3 separate regions of the Homo sapiens genome follow, and regions 2 and 3 are each linked to region 1. A link is an interaction called in ENCODE POLR2A ChIA-PET data of the cell type or tissue named here. Cell type or tissue: B cell. All regions are shown on one strand.

Region 1 (2,500 bases):
TTAGAAACTGTGCTGTGTTAATGCAATGGAAATTTCATTTATCATCACAAGTGAAAATATATGGCTATGTAGATTCATGGAAATATTTACATGAAATAATTTAAGTGATAAAAATATGTAGAAGTGGCCGGGCGCAGTGGCTCATGCCTGAAATCCCAGCACATTGGGAGGCTGAGGCCAGCGAATCACCTGAGGTCAGGAGTTCGAGACCATCCTGGCCAACATGGTGAAACCCTGTCTCTACTAAAACTACAAAAATTAGCTGGGGGTGGTGGCAGGTGCCTATAATTCCAGCTACTAAGGAGGAGGCTTAGGCAGGAGAATTGCTTGAACCTGGGAGGCAGAGGTTGCAGTGAGCTTAGATCGTGCCATTGCACTCCAGCCTGGGTGACAGAGCAAGACTTCGTGTCAAAAAGAAAAAAAAAAAAAAATATATATATATATATATATATATGTAGAAGTATACATAGAGGATCAAAAGAGACCAGAGAATCTAATAGTTGATATTTACAGTAAAGGGATTCTTTGTATATGTTGTCTGAATGTCTTTAACTGGAAAGTTGCTTAAAACATACATTTTCCCATTTTCCTTTTTTTTTTTTTGATCGCTCTATCACTCAGGCTGGAGTGCACTGGAGTACAGTGGTGCGATCTCAGCTCACTCACTGCAACCTCTGCCTCCCACGTTCAGGCGATTGTCGTGCCTCAGCCTCCCAAACAGCTGAGACTACAGGTGTGAACCAGCTAGTTTTAGTATTTTTTTGGTAGAGATGGGGTTTCACCATATTGGCCAAGCTGGTCTTGAACACCTGACCTCAAGTGATCCAAGTGATCCGCCCATCTCAGCCTCTCAAAGTGCTGGGATTACAGGCGTGCGTCACGTTTTCCTTCTTTTTTTTTTTTTTTTTGATGCGGAATTTCGCTCTGTCACCCAGGCTGGACTATAGTGGCACAAACTCGGCTAACTGCAGCCTCCACTTCCCAGGTTCAAGTGATTCTCCTGCCTCAGCCTCCCAAGTAGCTGGGACTACAGATGTGCACCACCAAGCCCAGCTAATTTTTGTATTTTCAGTAGAGATGGGTTTTCACCATGTTGGCCAGGCTGGTCTCAAACTCTTGACTTCAAGTGATCCGCCCTCCTCAGCCTCCCAAAGTGTTGGGATTAGAGGCGTGAGCCACCGTGCCCAGCACATTTTCCTTCTTGATTCTGATGATTCATTGTATATCTGTGAACCATGTGAAATTAACTGTGCATTCAGCTGCAGGAAATACCTGACTAGAGTCTTGTCTTTTCCACCTCTTACCACGAAGTCAAGTTCTTGGCTTCAGAACTGAGACTGCCTCACTGGGTAAGGTTGTAACTGACCAAAATGATCACTCGTGATATCCAAAGATCTCATTTGTTTATTTTGCTGGGTGCCTCTGATAGACCAGTTAGTTGTGTGTGAGCGTGCACGTGTGTGCGTGTGTGTGTGTATTTGTGTGTGTGTGAGAGAGTGATGACAGGAGTTCCTATAAAAAAGTAAATGCAAAGAAAAAGTGGTTCAGGGCAGCAGCCTGTAGAACTGAGCTAAAAGCTTGGCTCCTGAGAAGTTATCAGAGAGACAGTGACAGTTTAATAGGATGGATGAAGACTACATTTTAATGCTAAGCTTTGATTACCTCCATTTTATGTCTCTGTTCTCAAGCTCACTGACAATAACAAATCTTACATTGGCATAGTTATTTGAATCAAGTGAAAAGAGGTGTTCAGATAGTTTTAAAGATCTCAGTTGTAGTACATACCTGGAGTTTGTATAATACTAGAATGGGTAAATAGTATTATAGACATCTGTCACTTCAGTGAACATCTTTTTTTTTTTTTACATGGTGGCAATCTATGCACATTAATTTTTTAAATTACATTATGTTCATAACTTCAGACATTTGTCATTTTACTTCAGTTTCAGGTATTTTTTAGGACTAACGGAGACTGTAGTCTCCTTAGGTTGTACGTATTGTGAGGGAACAATAAAAGTAGTCTAAAAATTTCAGGGGTCTAGATGTCTGTGTATGTTTTATAAAATATCATATTATATTCAACACTTTAACTTTCCCTCTTCAGTCTTTCCTGTTCTTTCCTTCTAGGCTTTACCTAGATAATTGCAATAGTGGATAGGGGAGACTTTATTTCAGCCTTCTTTCACTTTCTGTGCATTTGAAACTATAACTAGACAGGACCTTATGGAGGTTTGTACTTTCAGTTATGCATATTTGACTGCCCAGATGAGGAGATTGTATTCACATACATAGCTGCTCTTGGCAGAGTCATGGTTAAAGGTTTGAACATACTGTACCTTGTTGGCTATTCCCATAGTCCTAAGGGAGGCATTTTGCTTCTCCATAGACAGTAATCGGCTTGTCAGAGTGGAGTGGCTTTTTGTTTTTCCTTTATCTAGTAGAATGGAGTGGGCTAAGCCTTTCTGGGAAGCAATTTCTTCCTCCACCGCATGAACAGAAG
Region 2 (2,500 bases), 180 kb before region 1:
TCCCTAAATTATTACCACCACAACGACCACCAAATCACCACACACTCACACACAATGCAAGACAAATGGTGGCAAATAAAGAATTCCCCTCTTTGGGAGCTTACATTTAAGAGATTTTGTGGCTACTTCCCCACTCCTCAAAATAAGTAAAAGATATGTAAACCATGGACTGAAACGTATAATCCTCAATCAGAAATACACAGAAAAGTGTTTATATCAGAGGCAAGGGCATGCCAAGATCCCAGATGACATCATAGTTGACAGAAGATATGAGTGGGAAGGGCTTCATTTTCCAGTGTTGGCAAGATTAGGGAGTATCTTCCCTGCACCTCAGGTCAGTCTGAGAAACCTTCGTGGAAGAGGGGGTAATTGCTCCATATGGGGATTTGGTTTCCCTGGGAAACATCAGTTCAGTCTACATCTTCATGGTGGTGAGAAGCTTTGCTATGAGCCAATAAATCAAACCTCACTTAGGCCTTCCTTCCATGCCTCCCATCAAAAACAAAAATAAATAAATAAATAAACTCTACATATGCTTTGAACCAGTAAATCCAGTTCGCTTAACTGCACTTATCCAGTTAAATGTTTACTACAGATTCTAATACAAATCTAAATACCAAAATATAATAATAATAATTCTCAGTCTTGGTCTGTGCTGAAAAGGAAAATAGAAAGAAACAATTTCAGTACCAATGAATGTGTTACTTCTCCGTAGGGAAAGAGAAGTAAAGCTGAGATGGCTTCCCTAAAAGGTTGGAAAGAAAGCTATGGTAACCAAATCTAGCTCAGACTAAAGAAAATAAATATCCAAGCTTATCTCCCAGGAGTCTTCTGAGAATGACCCCACAAAACTGACTGCTTATCAGGCATCCTCCCACACCTGTGAACTTTCTGTGTCCTGAATTCTGTCTGAATGATACTTGAGAGAATACTTTGTCTCCCTATCTAAAAAAAAAACTCCTTAGGGTAGAAACTGTTTTATGTTCACACACTAAGCTAGAAATTATAATTCTGCAATAAATATTACTAGCTCAACCAAGTATTGAACTTGAAAACTATGACAGCCCCCGAACTGCTCAGGAGACCAAGGGGAAACACAGCCACCTCCTCCAATTCACCTACCTACCCTACCACCCCAGCACTGCAACTCTTAAACCTCATTCTAGCTGGGCAGAGGCCAAATTCCAAGAAAACCCATTCTGATGTAGACCAATCCACTACAGGCCAAATGTACACCAAAATGATGTAGACAAAATCTATCCAGATGTAGACAAAATTCATCTAGATGCAGACCAAAACATTTTTGCTTTCTTCCCTCCGTATTATGCAGTCCCAGCTACATGCAGACACTACACTAGTACCATTGTGCTATGATTTGGGTAAATAATCAGACATCCAAAGCTTCTCCAGAGGCTACGCATACTTCCTATTATCTGGTGTCATTTCGGAATGGTTGTGAATAAGGTGGCTTTTCTGAGTCTCTCTGGGACAACTTCAGAGATGGCAGAGTCAAATCCGGATCTCTTCATTCAAGATTTGACACATTCACAGGTTTAGTTTTAGTCAGAATCCAATTTTGGAAATTCTTAACATTTCTATCACACCAAAAAAGATTATCAACTTGACAAATCAGAAAAGCCTGGGCTTCTGCTTCTAGAGCTCTTCAGAAATTAGATGGGCTACCAGGATGAATCAGAATTAGATTTTCCAAACAGAATCACAACGAGAACTGGGAAAAGCCAGGGAGGGTGTAAAAGATTAGAGATTTAGGCTGGGCACAGTGGCTCAAGCCTGTAATCCAAGCACTTTGGGAGGCCGAGGTGGGCGGATCACGAGGTCAGGAGATCGAGACCATCCTGACTAACCCTGTGAAACCCTATCTCTACCAAAAACACAAAAAATTAGCCAGGTGTGGTGGCACATACCTGTAGTCCCAGCTACTCGGGAGGCTGAGGCAGGAGAATCGCTTGAACCCAGGTGGCGGAGGTTGCAGTGAGCCGAGATCAAGCCCCGGCACTCCAACCTGGGTGACGGAGCAAGACTCCGTCTCAAAAACAAAAAAAAGAAAAAAGATTAAGAGATTTAAAAAGCGATGTGTGGCTGGGTGCGGTGGCTCACGCCTGTAATCCCAGCACTTTGGGAGGCCAAGGTGGGTGGATCACCTGAGGTCAGGAGTTTGAGACCAGCCTGACCAAACATGGTGAAACCCCATCTCTAAGAAAAATATAAAAATTAGCTGGGCGTGTTGGTGGGTGCCTGTAATCTCAGCTACTTGGGAGGCTGAGACAAGAGAATCGCTTGAACCCAGGAGGCCAAGGTTGCAGTGAGCCAAGATCATGCCATTGTGCTCCAGCCTGGGCAACAGAGCGAGACTCCCCCTCAAAAAATAAAAAAAGTGATGTGATACATTGAACAGCAAAAATCAGTTACTTTTCTCCCTTCCTCCCCTTTGATTCTCTACTCCCCTTTTCTCAACCCAGCATCGTATCAACCCAGCACT
Region 3 (2,500 bases), 1.6 Mb after region 1:
AAAAAACAGAAAAGAATTGCAAGGGGGAGGGGAAGGGTAAAAAGAATGGCAAGAGTAGGAGTATGGCCCTATCTGCTGTTAAATGTCCCCCACCCTACTGACTGCTGTAGCTGCCAGCCACTGGTCTTGCCTTATTTGCCCAGAGACCACACTCCTCAGAGAGAGTGGCTCCAGCCAAGCCCTCAATTAGAGTGAGATTTGGGGGGCTCCAGAAGAAGATGCTATGTATGCTGGGACCTGGGTGGGCTGTCACTCTGTGGGTTGCTGAGTGGACCAGATCAACTGTGAGTCACTAAAGGCTAAGTGACTCTGTAGGGGAGCAGCTGGGAAAGAGACCCAGAGGCAGTATTTGCATTTTTACTTTTTGCATAAATTTATATGTTCTCCCCACAAAGGCCAACTCCAAGATGGATCACTGAAGCTTAGGAGGTGTCCCTGAAAGCAAAAATTCATATGTCTTAGGCAACCTGGTGGCCTCCTGCTCCTGGGAGGTCCCCATATTGATTGCATGCAAGACACATCTCTAAAAATAAAAATAAATTATAAATAAATAATAAAAACACTCTTGCATCTTGCTGTTGAAAAGTATGTTTCCTCTCCACTATCAACCCCAGTCCATGAGCTTTCATACCACACAGGGTTCTGTGCAGAGAAGGTCTGTTGGTTGGAGTCATTTAGTCATTTAGTTAGATGTTCTGAACTCAACTGTTCATTCATTCATTCAGACGTACCTGCCTTCGATCAGTGCTGGCATGAGATGGGGTTCACTCCCTTGGGAGCCCACAATCTGGGTGGTGGAGTGAGGAGAGGCCCTGGGACCAGAAGCAGTGGGAGGGTGTCTGAGCACTTCAGATAAATGATTGTGGGGTTCAGGGGAGGCTCCACTTTGTACAAGCGTGCAGCAGGCTGAGGAAGGGCTGAAGAGGTGGGCTCTAAGGAGGGAGGGAGGCTGCTCCCAATGGTTGGCTGATGGGAGAGCCCTGCTCTGTGCCCCTCTCCACCTGGTATGGTCCCGGCTCCCCACCAGGGGTCAGCACACTGCTGCACTCTGGCTGTTTTACTCTCTTGAGGAACTCTCTTGGGTTTCCGTGGCCCCTCCAGAGCCCTCAGCTTCCTTTCTGTCTCACTTCTCTGAGCCCATCACTCCCCACTTACGGTCATTTCATCCACCTGTCGGTGCAGGACCAGGCAGCCTCCCAGCCAGCCAGCCTGACGTCTCTCCTGAGCTGGGGAATCCCACAGCCTCCCTCACTTCCCAGCCTCATGAGCTTGGGCTGGGCAGCAGAAGGGGCCTCCTGCTGTCCTTCCTCTTCTCCTGCTGCCATTCAGCGCAAGGTCTCTGGTTTGGTTTCCAGGGGAAATGGGAGGGTCCAGAGGTTCACTCCTTCTAATAAGTTTTCCCACATGTGTTAGCAGAGCTCTTCTCCAAGCCCACCTCCCCTGTTTTGTGGACCCCACCAAGTCTCCAGAGCCCCCCTATGCTCCCCTTAGATGGGAATGCTCTCCCTCCCTCCAGCACAGCACCTGCATGCATGGAACCGGGAACTCTCTGGGCTGGCCCCTCCTCCTACTGCTCCCTGGCAAACCTTGGACCTGCTCTTTCGGGTCCTACCTCTCATATACCTCATATACCCACCATGCCAATACCACTTTTTCCACAGGCGAGGCCCCTAGCCTGAGAAGTTCAGCTCATTACTCACCATCTCTTCCACCCTGTCCTCACACCCCTTCCTCCAGGAAGACTTCCTTCTCACCACCCTAAGCTATAGAGACAAACAGGCATGAGAGCATCCTGGCCTTGCCAGGCGCCAGCTATGCTGCCTTAACCTAATTCTCAGTCTCTTTATCTGTCAAATAGAGAGCTTTCAGATGTACTGTGAGGTCTCAGTAAGGTAATGGATGTGGAAGTGTTAGCCCAGCACATAGGGACACAGAAGTCACCTATCCTTTTCTTTTTTTTATTTTTTGAGACGGAGTCTCGCTCTGTTGCCCAGGCTGGAGTGCAGTGGTGCTATCTCGGCTCACTGCAATCTCCACCTCCCAGGTTCACGCAATTCTCCTGCCTCAGCCTCCCAAATAGCTGGGATTACAGGCATCCATCACCACGCCTGGCTAATTTTTGTATTTTTAGAAGAAACGGGGTTTCGCCATGTTGGCCAGGTTGTTCTTGAACTCTTGACCTCAGGTGATCCACCTGCCTCGGCCTTCCAAAGTGCTGGGATTACAGGCATGAACCACCACGCCTGGCCACCTATTCTTTTCTTGTGGTGCAGCTGCCACCCCCACTGCCCACCCCCGAGCCTGATGATGGGAACCTGCCCTTGCTAGGCGCACTGGCTGCTTCTGCAGGGCTCTGTGGGGACCTCAGACCAGAACCCTATCAGCAGGGCCATGTCCCTCCCCTGACCATGCATGAAGCCTGGAGTGGAGGCCTCTGTCCTTCCCTGGAATTGTTGGGAGCCCCTTCTGCCCTAGCATGGGGGAGGGGCTCCCACAGAGT

Evidence for each region. Peaks named below come from ENCODE experiments on the same cell type or tissue, not always from the same donor. Only the 100,000 strongest peaks of a DNase experiment are listed, where the experiment ranks them.
Region 2: POLR2A ChIA-PET joins it to region 1 with 6 read pairs; 2 of 35 experiments call an interaction of 5 or more read pairs at or near these places.
Region 3: POLR2A ChIA-PET joins it to region 1 with 5 read pairs; 1 of 35 experiments calls an interaction of 5 or more read pairs at or near these places.

What each region holds. Positions count from the first base shown.
Region 1 is chr12:53,585,775-53,588,274 of GRCh38, reverse strand. All of the region lies in intron 2 of ATF7-NPFF (ATF7-NPFF readthrough), which reads left to right. The region is part of intron 2 of ATF7 (activating transcription factor 7); the gene reads left to right. It overlaps LOC124902937 (a long non-coding RNA gene), which reads right to left. Exons shown (of 3, transcript XR_007063316.1): 3 at 2,198-2,500. Among named protein-coding and RNA genes, the nearest start is that of ATF7, 39 kb to the left of the region's middle. In B cell, no CTCF peak of the experiment used is centred here; no DNase peak of the experiment used is centred here; H3K27ac peaks cover 247 bases.
Region 2 is chr12:53,763,865-53,766,364 of GRCh38, reverse strand. The region is part of intron 1 of LOC105378250 (a long non-coding RNA gene); the gene reads right to left. Among named protein-coding and RNA genes, the nearest start is that of CISTR, 13 kb to the right of the region's middle. In B cell, no CTCF peak of the experiment used is centred here; no DNase peak of the experiment used is centred here; H3K27me3 peaks cover 788 bases.
Region 3 is chr12:52,019,456-52,021,955 of GRCh38, reverse strand. All of the region lies in intron 1 of LOC124902934 (a long non-coding RNA gene), which reads right to left. Among named protein-coding and RNA genes, the nearest start is that of TAMALIN-AS1, 13 kb to the right of the region's middle. In B cell, CTCF peaks have their summits at 806 and 1,008 (motif pointing right); DNase peaks (open chromatin) are centred at 232 and 1,095.